Linked DNA regions of Homo sapiens: region 2 is linked to region 1. A link is a loop called in an ENCODE intact Hi-C map of the cell type or tissue named here. Cell type or tissue: A673. All regions are shown on one strand. Each heading gives the region's core, and the rest is flanking DNA. Links, peaks and the distances in the headings are about the cores only.

What was found. Hi-C counts contacts between places; a loop is a spot of excess contacts. Peaks named below come from ENCODE experiments on the same cell type or tissue, not always from the same donor. Only the 100,000 strongest peaks of a DNase experiment are listed, where the experiment ranks them.
Region 2: it touches region 1 in a loop (2.2-fold over the local background); 37 of 110 quality-filtered maps call a loop at or near these places.

What each region holds. Positions count from the first base shown.
Region 1 is chr16:87,413,490-87,421,816 of GRCh38, reverse strand. It overlaps ZCCHC14 (zinc finger CCHC-type containing 14), which reads left to right. Exons shown (of 13, transcript NM_015144.3): 5 at 1,101-1,210; 6 at 1,940-2,034; 7 at 2,916-2,970; 8 at 4,075-4,357; 9 at 6,450-6,541; 10 at 7,276-7,403. Among named protein-coding and RNA genes, the nearest start is that of MAP1LC3B, 25 kb to the right of the region's middle. In A673, for the core only: CTCF peaks have their summits at 979 (motif pointing right) and 4,896 (motif pointing left); a DNase peak (open chromatin) is centred at 4,886.
Region 2 is chr16:87,545,578-87,553,904 of GRCh38, reverse strand. No RefSeq gene overlaps it. Among named protein-coding and RNA genes, the nearest start is that of JPH3, 53 kb to the left of the region's middle. RefSeq lists enhancers at 1,122-1,627, 1,628-2,134, 3,251-4,155. In A673, for the core only: a CTCF peak has its summit at 3,326 (motif pointing left); no DNase peak of the experiment used is centred there.

The DNA.
Region 1 (8,327 bases), core at 300-8,299:
GTGGGGTCCTGGAGGCCATCTGGGCAGGATGAAGCTGGCACTGGGCTCTCTTGCTGCCTCTGTTACCCTCAGGGCCTCTCCAGTGAAGGCAGCTGCTGCCTGAGTCTGGAGGGTCTTCTCCGCCGTTTTGCTTCACTCCCAGCTTTCAGCCGTCCCTGCAGGCCTGTGGCACACAGCAGGGCACTCTCTACCCTCTCGGCCCCTTTTCGGGGGTAGACCGCTGCTGCTTGTTTGCGACCTGGTGCTGGGCTTGTGGGGGCAAGGGCCTTCACTCTTGCAGCCCAGCCTGATCCTGGGCAGGCCTGTGTGCCTGGGCTTCGGGGTGGCACTTCCTCAGTGCCTTGCCCTCCCCGGCAGGAGCTGACCTCCTCCAGCACCAGAGCGCTTTTGCTTTTCCCCTTCTTCCAGGAGCAGCGGGTCTTCTTGTGACTGGTGGCAGAGGAAGGGAAGTATTGTCCCTGCCCCACTCCTAAAAACCGGGCCTTTGGTTTGGGCTCTGGGGCCAGGAGCAATTTTTGTCCCTCCTGCAACGTCTTAAGGGCTTTTCCTCAGATCCAGAGAGTGGTCCCGGGAATTGCACTAGGCCTGGTGCCCGGTCCCCAGGTGCCACCGATGGGGCTCTCTCTGGCTCCTCCTGCGGAAAGGAACTTGGAAAGAAGGGCCCACTTGCCCCGCCTGGGGCTCCGGCATTTCTGTTGGCCACGTCAGCCTGTGGCAGTGTGTCCATCGGAACCTGTCTCTCCAGACCTGCTGGTGTGGCAGCCACCAGGGCCTTGTGCCCTGGCTTGTCATGGGAGCAGGTCCCGTTTGAAATTAAGTTGACTTAGTGGCCCAGCAACTCTCAGATGGGCTCAAGGAACATTGTGATTGTGCAGATTGTCAAGCTTTTCCGGATGTAACTGTGAGAGCGATGTTCTTTTGTGACTTTCTACACCCTAAGTGGATGTGGGCCCCAGAATAGCTCTGACGGGAGGTGTAAATCATATCAGACCAGCAGGCGGCACCATGGAGCACCTGCCCCAGGTTTTCCTGCAGTAGCAGAATTCTGCTGGTGTTGGATGGGTCTGGACACACCTCCTCTACCTTGTCCTCTCTTCCAGCTATGTCAGCTCTATCCTGAAGAGAACTTGGAGAAACTCATTCCTTGCTTAGCTGGTCCGGACGCATTTTATGTGGAGCGAAACCACGTGGATCTGGACTCAGGCCTGAGGTGAGGCCCTTACCAGGCACCCGGCGCGTCCACAGCTGGCAAGGACAGGCTGGTCCTGTGGTCAATGCTGTGGTCCTCCAAGGAGCTCTGGGAGGATGCGCGGTCACCTGGACCTGGGTCTCTACTTGGCCTCTAGGGATTTCCATTAGTTCTGGAGGATTCGGGAGCCCTCAGTAAGCTGAGAGTGGTTCTGAGTGTGTGAGGAAGGGAATTCCAGGGTGGGTCCCACCACGTCTTGGGCTTTGGCAGTCCTGTGAAATAATCCTGGGCTGCTGTTTCCATCCTGTAGTCCAAGGTTGAGACTATTCCCAGATAAAATTGGCGTCTCTTAAACAGTTTCTCTGGACCCTCGATCGTGTCTTGGCTCACGTGGCACACGAAGTAACATGGCCGACCAGTTCCGTAAATGTGCTGCTGCCGGGGCCCTGGGGACCAGTGTCCAAGCACCTTTCTGGCTGGTGGGTGGCACTGATCTCATGTCACAGGGCATGACTGCTGTCGTCAACCTTGGTGGCCATGAATACAGCATTGAGAGGAAGGGCTTGAAGAAGCAGTGGCAGTCGGGCAAGAACTCAGTTGAATTAAAGCAGGAAGAATATGAGGCTCTGGCACTTCTGGCTTTTTTCCTCTAATACACATTTCTCTTGATTAAAAGTTAAATTTTTTTCTTTCAATTCGTCAGCAGGAATGCCATTTTAATGTTGATAAGACCACTTGTTTGCCTTTTAGGTACCTGGCCTCATTACCTTCTCACGTGTTGAAAAATGACCATGTCAGGAGGTTTCTCAGCACTTCCTCTCCCCCACAGCAGCTTCAGAGTCCAAGTGAGTTTGTAAAATATGGTTAAATATAAATTAAAAAAAAAAAAAACAGCTGGGCGCAGTGGCTCATGCTTGTAATCCCAGCACTTTGGGAGGCTGAGGCGGGCGGATCACCTGAGGTTGGGAGTTCAAGACCAGCCTGACCAACATGGAAAAACCCTGTCTCTACTAAAAATACAAAATTAGGCTGGGCGCAGTGGCTCACGCCTATAATCCCAATACTTTGGGAGGCTGAGGCGGGTGGATCACGAGGTCAGGAGTTCAAGACCAGCCCGGCCAATATGGTGAAACCCCGTGTCTACTAAAAATACAAAAAAATTAGCCAGGCGTGGTGATGCATGCCTGCAGTCCCCGCTACTTGGGAGGCTGAGGCAGAAGAATCACTTGAACCCGGGAGGCGGTGGTTGCAGTGAGCCGAGATTGCACCACTGCACTCCAGCATGGTTGACAGAGCAAGTCTCCATCTCCAAAATAAAATAAAAATACAAAATTAGCCGGGCGTGGTGGCAGGCTCCTGTAATCCCAGCTACTCAGTAGGCTGAGGCAGGAGAATCACTTGAACCCGGGAGGCGGTGGTTGCAGTGAGCCGAGATTGCCCCACTGCACTCCAGCATGGTTGACAGAGCAAGACTCCATCTCCAAAATAAAATAAAAATATAAAATTAGCCGGGCGTGGTGGCAGTCGCCTGTAGTCCCAGCTACTCGGGAGGCTGAGGCAGGAGAATCACTTGAACCCGGGAGGCAGAGGTTGCAGTGAGCCGAGATCGCACCATTGCTCTCCAGCCTGGGCAACAAGAGCAAAACACCGTCTCAAAAAATAATAAAATAAAACAAATATTTTCATTGTCTGTAAATTTTTATGGTATTTATTTTTAAATTTATAGGTCCTGGCAATCCCTCCCTTTCTAAAGTAGGTACCGTGATGGGCGTGTCTGGAAGGTGAGAAATCTTCTATGTAACCAGCACAGTTCAGATAAGCATTTTACAATGTTTACTTTGAGTTCTGTGTAAAGTTGTTCCAAGAATTAAGTCATGCTCAAGTTGAGTCTTGGATGATATTGAGAAGAATTGAGTAGAGATGATTGAATTTACGATTTCCAAAAAAAGAGTTCTCTAAGCCACTGGAATCAGAATTCCCAGGGACTCCTCCCCAGTGCAAGGTCCTGGGCCCCATCATAGACGTAGAAAGTCAGAATTTCCGAGAATCTGGCTGTGAGAAACCTGCTCCCAGAAGCATAGGGTCGTGCTCCTGAGGAGCGTCCTCTGTCCGCACGGGCCCTGGGTAGCTGCAGTCGTATGCCGGCAACACAGAGGCTCCCATCTTTGCTGACAGTGAGGTGGGCTGTCACAGATCAGTGCACACGCACCCCCATAGGGAGTCTCGTGGAGATGTTGTCTGGGCGCGAGGTTTCGAGGCGTAGACTGGCATCCTCCTGGTGTCGGGGTAGGGTAAGCGCCCAGTCAGCAGGTGTGACTTTGCAGTTAAGGAGCAAGGCCAGAGTGGAGTGCCGGTCACACCTTCCAGCCTTCTGCGTTTTACTTTTCTAGAAAAATTGTATTTGAACATTAAAGATTTAATAGTCTATTTTGATGTATGATTTATCAGTGTCATTCTGTGACTTAGAAGTAACAGAAATACCTATCGGAGTAGCATGTTTTTAAAAAATACAAGTAACAGAAACTTGGCAGCTAAAGCAGAAGTCTGGTGGGGACAGAGACGTACACATACATAATACACATACGTACACACAAGTAGACGCATACTCCGAAGCACGGGCAGAGGCATGTGTGTGTATATGCACAGCCGCCTGTATGCACACGTGTGCACAGACATGCATTACAGAAATCTTAGCTGCAGAAAGGTGGTTGGGGAGGGAGGGCAGTCATAGCACAGCAGTGTTGGCAGTTCAGGGTGGCCTGTGACAACAGGGCCGGCCAAGAGGCAGAGGCTGGCACAGAAAGGCCTGGAAGTGAGGTCTGTGGTGGAGTCTGTGGTTGTGGAAGCCACAGTCTCTCTGTGTCCCTCCTGCCCCTGTCCCACAGGCCTGTGTGTGGAGTGGCTGGTATCCCGTCCTCGCAGAGCGGAGCCCAGCACCACGGGCAGCACCCGGCCGGCTCCGCCGCCCCCTTGCCTCACTGCTCCCATGCGGGCAGCGCGGGCTCAGCCCTGGCCTACCGGACCCAGATGGACACATCACCTGCCATCCTCATGCCTTCCAGTCTGCAGACCCCTCAGACCCAGGAGCAGAATGGGATTCTAGACTGGCTTAGGAAACTGCGTTTGCACAAGTATTACCCCGTCTTTAAGCAGCTCTCCATGGAGAAGGTATGTCGGTTTTCTGGCTGGCCGTACAGAATTGCTAGATTGTTTACTCAAGACCTCCCTGGGGGCATTGAGTTTCCAAACCAACACAAGGTGGATGAAGTACGGAGGCCGAGGCGCAGCGCCTGTTCTTAAGGGAGACGGTGGGCTTTGCGGAGGCCGCCTGCAGCTGCAGCCAGCCACAAACAGGACATGTTGTAAACAAACAGCTTGTCTAGGGGCTTCAAGACCTTCACAAACTAGATGCTCTGCGTGACGGGAGGGACAGTCCGTCCCCAGAGCCCTGCTGTGGACAGAAATCCTGAGCTCTGGCACGGTGCCCCTTTTAGACATTTCTCGGCGTAGCTGGCGCAGACACTGCGGCGGGCCAGATCTAGAGGAATGGGTGCATTTTACATCTTCCAAGCAGTCGTACCTAGAGAATTCTTATGAGGAACATTTTTTCACTGTTAAAAAAATTCAGAAATTTCTTAAGTCTTGATGTCAGTGATAAAACTAGATTAAACCCATACAAGGTATTTGAGCTCTGGACTCCCTCTGCTGGGCAAACCGGCTTGGTGGCTTTTATCTATGTAAAAATTTCATTTCTCGAAAAATCTACAATTGAACCTAGAAATCAAGCTTTTACTACATAGTTAAATCCAAATTGTAAGTATATTTGTAATACCCTTTGTTTAGGATTTGTGAATGTTTTTTTCTTTTTTTGAGATGGAGAGTCTTGCACTGCCACCTGGGCTGGAGTGCAATGGTATGGTCTCGGCTCCCTGCAACCTCTGCCTCCCGGGTTCAAGCGATTCTCCTGCCTCAGCCTCCTGAATAGCTGGGATTACAGGTGCCCACCAGCATACCTGGCTAATATTTTGTATTTTTAGTAGAATCAGGGTTTCCCTATGTTGGCCAGGCTAGTCTCGAACTCCTGACTCATGATCTGCCCACCTCGGTCTCCCAAAGTGCTGGGATTACAGGCATGAGCCACCGCGCCTGGCCAAGGATTTGTGAATCTTAAAAAGCAGAGATTTTACTAACCTTGTTCATAATTAGTTTTAAATGTTTTATTCTTACGTTTGCATTGAGATGGCCTAAATCACAAATCATGTTAGGAAATAACATGAAAATTAGAGGCTGGTGTGTTTGCGTAGCACCAGCCTACACAATGGAGTAGCCACACAACCATTCAGCGTGGATGGCATCTGCTTTTCTGCATCACTTGCTACCTGACAAAGTTGCTGTCATCCCTGGCCAGGTGCGGTGGCTCACGCCTGTAATCCCAGCACTTTGGGAGGCCGAGGCAGGTGGATCATCTGAGGTCAGGAGTTGAAGACCAGCCTGGCCAAGATGGTGAAACCCCGTCTCTACTAAAAATACAAAAATTAGCTGGGCATGGTGGTGGGTGCCTGTAATCCCAGCTACTCGGGAGGCTGAGGCAGAGAATTACTTGAACCCGGGAGGTGGAGGTTGCAGTGAGCCGAGATCGCACCACTGCACTCCAGCCTAGGTGACAGAGTGAAACTCCGTCTCAAAAAACAAAAAAACAAACAAACAAAAACAAAATAAGAGCGAGATTTTTGTCTCAAAAAAAGGAAGAAAAAGACGACCATCCCGCAGAGGGTGATGAGTTCTGAAGGGATGGCACTGTGATGGGGCCGTCCTGGGGAGGGTGGGGGTGGCACGCTATCATAACTTGCATCTCCACGGTGATTCAAACTGTGACTTATGCAAGACGTTTTCTTTAGTCACCTGCCCCAAAGCATGTACCTGCTGGTATTTACTCACAGAGCAGAGGGCAAGTGGGCACCTTTGGCAGAGCCGCCAGCCTGTGAGGTGGTGCACCCATCCACACAGCCTGCACAGAAGGTGCCCTGGAGGAGCCGGGGACACTCTTGCTCAGAACTGCGTCTCGGAGTTGAACCGTTGACACCAAGTCATTTAGCAAGTAAAGGGTCTAGGATTTCCCAGCTTGTAATTGCTGAGTTCAGCTGGATCTGTTTGCATATCCCAGAGGCAGAATAAATGTACTGAATTCAACTCCAAGTTCTTTGTTCTCAGAGTCCTACTTATGTCTCCGTAACTTTGTAATTTGTTTTTTCTGTGAAAGTTTTTGAGCCTTACTGAAGAAGATCTGAATAAATTTGAGTCTCTTACCATGGGGGCAAAGAAGAAGCTCAAGACCCAGCTGGAGCTGGAAAAGTGAGTGTGAAGTGGGTTTTGAAACCTGTGTTTATTTCCATTTCTCGTGTGCCGAATGGAGTGCTGAGGCTTCCAGTGCTAAATACTAGTGATTGGATTAGTTCCTGTTGCTTATCCAGTCCTTAGCCATGCTTTTATTTATTTTTATTTATTTATTTTTTGAGACGGATTATTTTTATTTATTTATTTTTTGAGACGGAGTCTCGCTCTGTCGTGCCCAGGCTGGAGTGCAGTGGTGCAATCTCGGCTCACTGCAACCTCTGCCTCTCAGGTTCAAGCGATTCTCCTGCCTCAGTCTCCCAAGTACCTGGGATTACAGGCACCCGCCACCACGCCTGGCTAATTTTTTGTATTTTTAGAAGAGACCGGGTTTTACCATATTGGCCAAGCTGATCTCAAACTCTGGACCTCAGGCGATCTGCCCGCCTGGGCCTCCCAAAGTGCTGGGATTACAGGCCTGAGCCACCGCGCCTGGCCTAGTCATGCTTTTAAAGTTCTACAAATGTGTCTTAGGTTTGACAGGAAAGGACCTTTATAGTAAATTTGACCAATCAGAATGAGTTCCTTGCCTTAATGCTCTGGGGGGAATTTCCCTGTGGTGTGGAGTAGACCCATCTCGAAGTCGCCCTGTATCAAAGCCGCCCTGTGGTGTGGAGTAGACCCGTCTTGAAGCCGCATGTGAGGCAGCACCAGTAGGCAGTGCTCACTTGTTCCTGTGCTTGATTATTTCACAGGGAGAAGTCAGAGAGACGGTGCCTGAACCCCTCGGCCCCGCCGCTGGTCACCAGCAGTGGTGTGGCTCGAGTGCCCCCCACCAGCCACGTCGGGCCCGTGCAGTCGGGGCGGGGCAGCCATGCAGCAGGTGAACAAGGGTGTGTCGGGCAGATGGGTTACTCATACACAGAGAGGGCCCGTGTGTCGGGCAGATGGGTTACTCATACACAGAGAGGGCCCGTGTGTCGGGCAGATGGGTTACTCGTACACAGAGAGGGCCCGTGTGCCGGGCAGGTGGGTTACTCGTACACAGAGAGGGCCGGTGTGCCGGGCAGGTGGGTTACTCGTACACAGAGAGGGCCCGTGTGCCGGGCAGGTGGGTTACTCGTACACAGAGAGGGCCCGTGTGCCGGGCAGGTGGGTTACTCGTACACAGAGAGGGCCGGTGTGCCGGGCAGGTCGGTTACGCAGACACAGAGAGGGCCTTGTGTTCTGTTTGATCATTAGATTTCAAATCACACCTATTTGATTTTTACATTTTTAAATCTTTATACTCATTTTCCATTAACTATTATAGTCTCTGCCATAAGAAAATCGAAGGGACAGTTGGCTTAGGAGCTAGAGGGCAGTCACCTCCCTGAAGTTGCTTGGGCAAAATGATCAGGTCCAGAAACTGCCACAGTGAGAGCGAGCGCGTGGGGGTGAGCAGAAATGAGATGGGAGTAGCCTGCGCCCACCCCCCACCCCAGGACTGGTGCCCAGAGGCCACGTTTTAAGTCAGTGCCTTTAATGTTGACCCATCAGTGACATGGTTCTCCATGGACCTTCCTGCTTTGGGGGACCCTCAGTCTCAGCGATTTGGTTTTCATCCTCCCCTCTCAGAAAGGGCGGGACACCTGGCGCGCTTGCTCCGTTGTCTCACAAGAGGAGCCGGGTTTTCTTCACAATAGAAATCGGAGGAGCAGTAGCTCAGGAGGGAAAAAAAAAAACCTGGCAGGATGGATTTTAAGTGGTGATTTGACTGAAAAGATCTCCGTGACTCGGCCGGCCTCGTGAGATGGGGTGCGGTGTA
Region 2 (8,327 bases), core at 156-8,155, 130 kb before region 1:
CATTCACGAGGCTCCCTCTGGACCTCATCACCTACCACAGGCCTCATCTCGCGATGCCATCATTTTGAGTGTTAGGACTTCAACATAGGAATTTTGAGGGGGACACACTCAGCCCGTATCACTGTGCGTCCATTGGTATGAAGGCCATAGCACCTCCACTAGGAGAACAGCAAGCACAGTCGCACAGAAACATGTAACCTTAAAAAAATAAAGAAGCAGCCAGGCACAGTGGTTCACACCTGTAATTCCAGCACACTGGGAGGCCGAGGCGGGTGGATCATCCTAAGGTCAGGAGTTTGAGACCAGCCTGGCCAACAGGGCAAAACCGCGTCTCTCCTAAAAGTACAAAAATTAGCTGGGTATGGTGACGCCTGCCTGTAGTCCCAGGTACTTGAGAGGCTGAGGCAGGAGAATCTCTTGGACCTGGGAGGCGAAGGTTGCAGGGAGCTGACATCACGCTGCTGCACTCCAGCCTGGGTGACAGACCAAGACTCTGTCTCAAATAAATAAATAAATAAATAAATAAATAAATAAATAAATAAATAGTAAAATAAATAAATAAGCAACAAAGATCTAACCTAAGGCTTCCCCCAGAACTGCTGCTTCCACTCCCTTTCCTCCTACAAACAGAAGCTAAACGTGCTTGGCTGCTATGTTCCAGCCAGGCTAACAGCGCAGGGAGAGGCCTGGGCTCGGGGCCTCTGTAAGGTGTCCTCTCTCTCGTGGGGCTCCCGAGCCCTCTGTTCTGAGAACAGAACCCTTGCTGATTACAAGGGGTCTGTCATCCATCGCTCCTCTCGGCATGAATGAATTTCAGGACTCATTGAAAAAGTGAGTCACTGGCAGGGAATCTCTGACACGTGCTGCAGAAAACCTCGTGATCCAGCGTGCACCTTTCATTCCACCTGATTCAGAAATCCTCCTGCTGGATCCAACGCCTCCGAAGTGCTCATTTTCCCTCTGGAGCCTCAGAGCATCGTCTGTTATCTGACTCCAGCATTCCTCCAGTGGAAGCTTTGCTTTCTCTCAAACACGTGGGTGTTAGGTGGACTCTCTCCTCTCTGCCCCTGAGGAAATCTTGTCCCTCTAAGGAAATGCCAAGCCGGAGCCACATGCACATCTGGGATCTGATCCCGCCCCCCACTCCAGAGGACCCTGCTGACAGCCCCCCTAATCCAGGGCCGGGTCACTTCCCAATGGAAACCAAAGGGCGGGTCATCTCTGCATTCATTCATCCATCCTTTCCAGGAGCATTTGTATTTGTAATGTCGCACACCTTGTGCACCTACTCTATGCCACATACTTGACAGGCATTGTCCGGTCTCACCCGTACAACAGCCCTGTGAGCTAGGTATTATTAGCCCCTTGTACAGATGAGAAGACTGAGGCTCTGGGGTAAAGTCCGCCACTTATGCTTGAGAGTGGTGGAGGCAGGACTCCAGTGCTGACCCACATATGCGGAGCCCACTCTTTCTCACCATGCCTCGGCCTGGAGCACCTCCTCAGGCATGTCCTCAAAGCACCCACAGGCCAGGGAGGGGGAAGGACACCCGGCCAAGTGCCGTGAAGGTGCCGCCTGGAGGGCTATGTGCACAGCCGGGCATAGCACTGTGCCGAGTCGGGGTAGGAGCCGTCTGCTCCCAGCCCGAGCTGCCCACCTGGCCCAGGTGCAGCTACCGCCAAGCTGGGTCTCAGAACCACAGGGAGCCGGGAGCCAGCCCACTTCTCAGCCCTGCTGTAGCCAGACTCCTGTGGGGGCGCCCTGCCTCCTCCACTCTCCTGTGGTGTCCCTCTACCTGAGCCCCTGGGGCTGTGTAGACAAATGACCACACATTGCATGGCTTACAGCAGAAATGTACTCTCTTTCTCACAGTCCTGAGGCCAGAAGCCTGGAATCAAGGTGTGTGCTCCCTCTGAGGTCTCTAGGGGAGGACCCTTCCTGCACTGCAAAGTGGGGACAGTGATTGGCACCACAGGGGGTCCTGGGAGAGACTGACTAGGTGTGAGGGCGTCCTGCAGAGGCATTGGGGTCCCCCCATGCAGGCACCATGGCCAGACCTTGCCTGGTTTTATTGGAGAGGGTAGAGCCGTGTGTGGTGGCTCCAGGCATTGCTGGGCTTGTGGCTGCACTGCTCCAGTCTCCTCCTCCATCTTCACATGGCCTCTTCTATCTGTGCCTCTTTGCCTTTTATAGGGACACCTGGCATTGGACTTAGGGTCGCCCCTCCTCCAATATGGCCTCATCTTAACTAATTACATCAGCAATGACCTTATTTCCAAATAAGGTCACATTCCCAAGTACCAGCGGTTTTGACTTGAACATATCAATTTTTGTTTTTCTTTCGAGACAGGGTCTTGCTCTGTCACCCAGTCTGGAGTGCAGTGGCGAAATCTTGGCTCACTGCAGCCTCCACCTCCCAGGCTCAAGTGATCCTCCCGCCTCAGCCTCCCTAGTAACTGGGACTACAGGTGTGCCCCATCAAGCCTGGCTAATTTTTGTATGTTTGGTAAAGACGGGGTTTCGCCATGTTGGCCAGGCTGGTTTCAAACTCCTGAGCTCAGATGACCCACTGAGCTCGGCTTCCCAAAGTGTTGGGATTATGGGTGTGAGACACGGAACCCGGCCTTAGATATATCTCTTTAGGGATTCCCCTCTCTACACCCTCCAACAAAAGCAGGGCCGGTATGGCTGCGCACCTGTGTGGGGAGACTGGAGCCTTTGCAAGGCATTCTCACACCTGGTCAGCACCCCCACGACCCTCCGTGGTGGTGACCATCATTGACCCCACTTGAGAGGCCACGCAGCCTGCCCATGGCCGCACAGCTCGAGCGTGGTGGAGCCTCGTGGACCGGGTGTGCGGACCCTGTGCCCCCACACTCTGTCCACCAGGATGGGCTGCCTGTCCCCGAAACACACGGAGGTGGAGGAGGCGGGACTCTCGCAGGGGTTTTCGGGCTAACAGGAGAGGTGCGCGGTGCACAGCAATGGCTGCGTAGGCCCCAGGACGGCCCAGGGCTGCAGACGCTGGGGGTCTCACGTGCAAACTGTGCTGGGTGTGGGGTGAGCGGCAGTGTCTCAGGGTCGGGCGCTCCCCACGGGTCGCCTCCCGGTGTCCTCACTGGGACGCAAGCTCCGGACGGGGAGGCCCCGTCTGTTCTGCTCACCATGGCTCCCAACCCCAGAACTCAGCCAGGCCCCATAAGCACGTGGACTGGGGGAATGGATTCCCTGGTATTCAGGGGAAGGAGAAGTCCAGCCTCAGTTTCCCCGCCTGCAAAAGGGGGTGGGCGGGACGCCTGACGACCTTTGGAACCTGCCCGGGCGCGCCACCTGCTGGACGGCAAGGGCAGCACACCCGGTGGGAGCCGTCTCCAAAAAGCCCCAGGTGCTCAGCCTGGCCCTGCATGACCCACTCCCTCGGGCAAAAAAGGCCAGGAGCCTCATTCCTCCCAGTCCCCCGTGGCACAAGTGGCCCCATGCCCTGTGACTGGCAGGGGCCGAAGAGGGAGTCAGGATCTGGGCAGTGGCCCAGGAAGGACATATGCATCCGGGGAGCCTTGAAACCTCGTCCTCGGCACGCTCACACTCACACTCATCATCACACACCACACACACTCAGACACACACAAGCATTGTCACACACCCACACAAACACGTCTTTCACATACACGCTGGCACACGTACACGGCCACACGATCACACATCCATGCGTGCACACTGCCACGTGCTCACACATACGTGCAGGCACACTGCCACAAACACACATCCACGCATGCACGCTGCCACACACTCACACATACGTGCATGCACACTGCCACATGCTCACACATACGTGCATGCACACTGCCACACACATCCACGCATGCACGCTGCCACACACTCACACATCCGTGAATGCACAGTGCCACATGCTCACACATACGTGCACACACACCGCCACAAACACACATCCATGCACGCACACTGCCACACGTTCACACATCCACGCATGCACATTGCCACACGTTCACACATATGTGCACACACACTGCCACAGTCATACATCCATGCATGCACCGTGCCACGTGCTCACACATCCATGCATGCACCGTGCCACGTGCTCACACATACGTGCACACACACTGCCACAAGCACCATGCTCTCCCCATGCAGTTCTCCCTGAGAAGGGGAGTGAGGAGCAGGAAGGAGCTCCCAAGCTCCCATGTAGCTCCTTTCCCAGGCATGGTTCCAGCCCTGTGTACACAGAGCTATGCAGTATCCACCGTTCAGCCTTTCTGCCTTGACATTCTGCTTTGGACCTGTATCCACGTAGCCTTAGTTCATTTCTTGTCATGGCTCCAGTGTCCCCTTGTGTGAATTTGCCATAATTTATTTATTCATTCTGTCAATGGATGCTTCCAGGTTGCCTGCTATCCTGGGCGACACTACTGTGAACCGTAGAGGCTTGTGCTTAAAAGAAGGGCATCTGGCTGTGGGGCACACACACTGTCCACTGCACTGGCCGTTGCATGCAGCCACCCTCTTTTCAGCAAAGTGCACGATGCCCGCTTCCCTTCCCGCCCTCCATCACCCGGGTGGCCAGGTTTTTAAAGTTTTGCCAAAGTGCTGGGCATGGACAAGCATCGTGATGTGGCTTTGACTTGCAATGTCTCAGCCAGCAAAGGCACTGGTTCTTCAGACACTTAGTAACCACACATGTTTTCTCTTCTCTGACTTGCTTGTGGCTCCCTTTGCCTGTCTTTCTTTCTTTCTTTCTTTCTTTCTTTCTTTCTTTCTTTCTTTCTTTCTTTCTTTCTTTCTTTCCCTCTCTCTTTCTTTTTCTTTCTTTCTTTCTCTTTCTTTCTCTCTCTCTCTTTCTTTCTTTCTCTCTCTCTCTCTTTCTTCCTTTCTTTCTTAAGACAGAGTCTCACTCTGCTACCCAGACTGGAGTGCAGTGGCCGGATCTTGGCTGACTGCAACCTCTGCCTCCCAGGTTTAAGCAATTCTCCTGCCTCAGCCTCCTAAGTGGCTGGGATTACAGGCATGTGCCACCATACCCAGATAATTTTTGTATTTTTAGTAGAGATGGGGTTTCATCATGTTGCTCAGGCTGGTCTTGAACTCCTGAGCTCAGGCGATCTGCCCACCTTGCCCTCCCAACGTGCTGGGATTACAGGTGTGAACCGCTGCACCCGGCCTCCATCTTTCTATTTTCTTGCTTGTCTTTTATGTGTAGATTTTCAGAAGTTCTTTACAGAGTGTGGACACTTACTCTTAGACCATTAGTTGCATTGCTGATAACTTCTAATCTGTGAGACTTGCATTTTCACTTTATTTACGACAATTATTTTAAACAGAAGTTTTAAAATTTTGACATCAAAGTCATCAGTATTTTCTCCTACAGTTTGTGCTTTGGAGATCTTGTTAAAGAAATCCTTCCCTGCCCCAAAGTCATAAAGATATTATAGTTTTTTTCCCAAAAAACCTCAATGTGTTTTGCTTTCTGCAATTACAGCCCCCTTTGCTGTTAATAGCTGACTCTCCAGCAGAGGACTGTCTGGGACTGTGGGGTAGTTGGCACTCCCAGCCCCCTGCCCTCTCCCTGGTGCCTTCTCCCCTCTCTCCACCCCTATTTTCTCTTCCTTCCTCCCTCTGATCCACACGCCCCCCACCCCCATGCTGGAGTGTGGCCCAACCCCACCCTCCCCAGCACTTCCTCCCAGCTCGGCTCCAGCCTACACCATGGTCAACAAGAGCATGGCCTGCAGACACCGGCCCCAGCCCACAGGAAAGGCAGGGTGGCTTCAGATTGGAATTCCTGCTCTGTCTGCTACAGTAGGAAGGGGGCACTTGGAGGCAGAAAGCCCTGGGTCTGAGCCCAGCTCCATTGCTTGCCTACAGTGTGATCTTAGCCACGTTTCTTAGCCTGCCACCAATGTGTGCCACAAAACATGCCACTACCCACTCCAAATGCCCTGCCCCATGAATGCCACAAAACATGCCACCATGCCCACTCCAAATGTTCTGCCCCATTCCAGCCACAGAACATGCCACCATGCTCACTCCAAACACCCTGCCCCATGCCTGCCACATCATAAGGAACAAAAACCACCAGGGATCCTGCGTCCCATGTCTTCCACGGCCCTTCACATCCACGTCTGCCCCTGCCCACTCTGTTCTCTGCTCAAGGTGCTGACAGCAAAAGTAGACCCTGCTGCCCCCTGGCCTCTGGCTGGCTGTGGGGCGCCCTGGCATGAGATCAGCACAAGGCAGCAGCAGGAGGCTGGTGCTTGCCTCCCCAGAGCCCTTCAGTCCCTCCCCGAAGGTCACACACTCTGCAACTCTGAACCCCACACACCTTCCCGTCCAGGTTCCAGGGCCACAGCCTTCCTCCCTCAGTCCCAGGGATGGCAGCTCTGCAGCCACCTCCTGAGGGTCGCTGAGCCTGCTGTGGTCCCCACCTGCCCTCACCTGGTAACCCACACATCTATAAATCATCCCCTGGTGTGGTTCTGAAGCAAGCGTGCCAGGCATTTTCTGACCGAGGGACCAAGACCGCCTTTCTCCTTCGGAGATCTCCAATCCCTACCAACCCAGAGAGAAACGCCCCAGGAAAGTGAGAAAGGCCTGGCAGCGGGCGTCCTAGGAGGTCTCAGAGGCAGCTGATGCAGTGGCGGATGACGGCTGTGTGTGTCCAGGCCGGAACACTGTGCTCCCCAATTTGGCCGTCGTAAAGACGAACAGACGTGGTCGGCACACTGGGGCAGCCTGAGAGGTCAGACCAGCCCTTCCCTGCCCTGAGTGCTGATGAAAGCAGCGAAATGGGGCAAGGGGAGGGGTGGGGGCATGGGGCATGAGGGCCTGGCTTGCCAAAGTCCTCCCTAGCACTTCATCAAGGTTAAAGGGGGTAGCCTCTTCCCACTATCCCCCTGCCTGCTGGAAAGCTAGATTCCATCAGGGAACAAGGACAGTAGGAGAGAGGGTGCCGTAGCGGGAAGGGCCTGGCTCTGAAGTCCTACCTGCCCTCGCTGAGCTCCCCGCCATGCTGTTTCCTACTTGGGTGGCTTGGGCAGGTCCTTCAGCCTCTCTGAGGATTACACAAAAAGTGTCTGTGAAACATTCAGCCCACGCGAGCTCTCAGCCACCCTTAGCTTTCACAGCTGCAATTGGGAGCATTCTTACGACTAACACAAAAAACAGAGCTAAACATGTTCTCTGGACACAAGAAAAAAAAAATGCATCAATTTCAGTGTTAAATTAATGACCACTGACCTCTATGGCTTTGCTGGACGGAGGAGAACATCAAGACCCAACAGAGGTGAGTGGCCGGCTAGGGCACCCAGTGGCAGCAGAAATGGTCCGGGAACACAGGCCTTTGGAATCTGTCCTTACCGTATCAGGGTGTGGCAGACACATTCCAGGGTGACCCTCAGGGAATCACACCCTGTGTGGTCCCCTCACCTTGAGAGTGAGCAGGGCCTGGAACGTGCTTTTGAACAACAGAAAGTGGCAAAGCGAGGGGCAGCTCCTGTGAGCACATTCCATTACGTTAACTCCATCTCAGCAGGCCGGAGTGAGGAGATCTCCTGCCAGCCTTGAGGAAGGAAATACCCACGTCGTGAAATGCCCTCGGACGGGGCCACAGAGCAGGGGACAAAGGTAGCTCCCAGGGGACAGTCAGTCATGAAAACAGGCCCTCAGCCCTACAACCACAGGAAATACATTCTGCCAACAGCCTGGATGAACGCAAAGCAGACTCTGCCCCAGTTGGGCCTGCAGATGAGAACGCAGCTCAGCAAACACCTCAAATACAGCTTTGGGAGACCCTGAGCACAGACCAGCTAAGCTGTGCCTGGATGCCTGACCCACAGAAATGACAAGATCATAAATGTGTGTGTTTTGTGTTTTGGTTTGGTTTTTTGAGACAGGGTCTTGCCCTGTCAGCCAGGCTGGAGTGCAATGGTGCAATCGTATGTCATTGCAGTCTTGACTTCCTGATCTCAAGCAATCCTCCCACCTCAGACTTCCAAATATCTGGGACCACGACCACAGGCACGCACCACCACACCCAGCTAATTATTTTTTTCTTGTAGAGACGAGAGGTCTTCCTATGTTGTGTGATTTCAAACTCCTTGGCTCAAGCCGTCCTCCTGCCTCAGCCTCCCAAAGTGCTAGGATTATAGGTGTGAGCCACCCCACCTGGCCGTGTGTTGTTTTAAGTAGTTAAATTTGTAACACAATGCAGCATAGGAAACTAATACACATAGGATCACTCTGTGTGCTCCCAAGCCAAGAGAAAACATCCCGTTCTTCCTACCAACAGCAGACACTCTGCTCCTAATCTCTC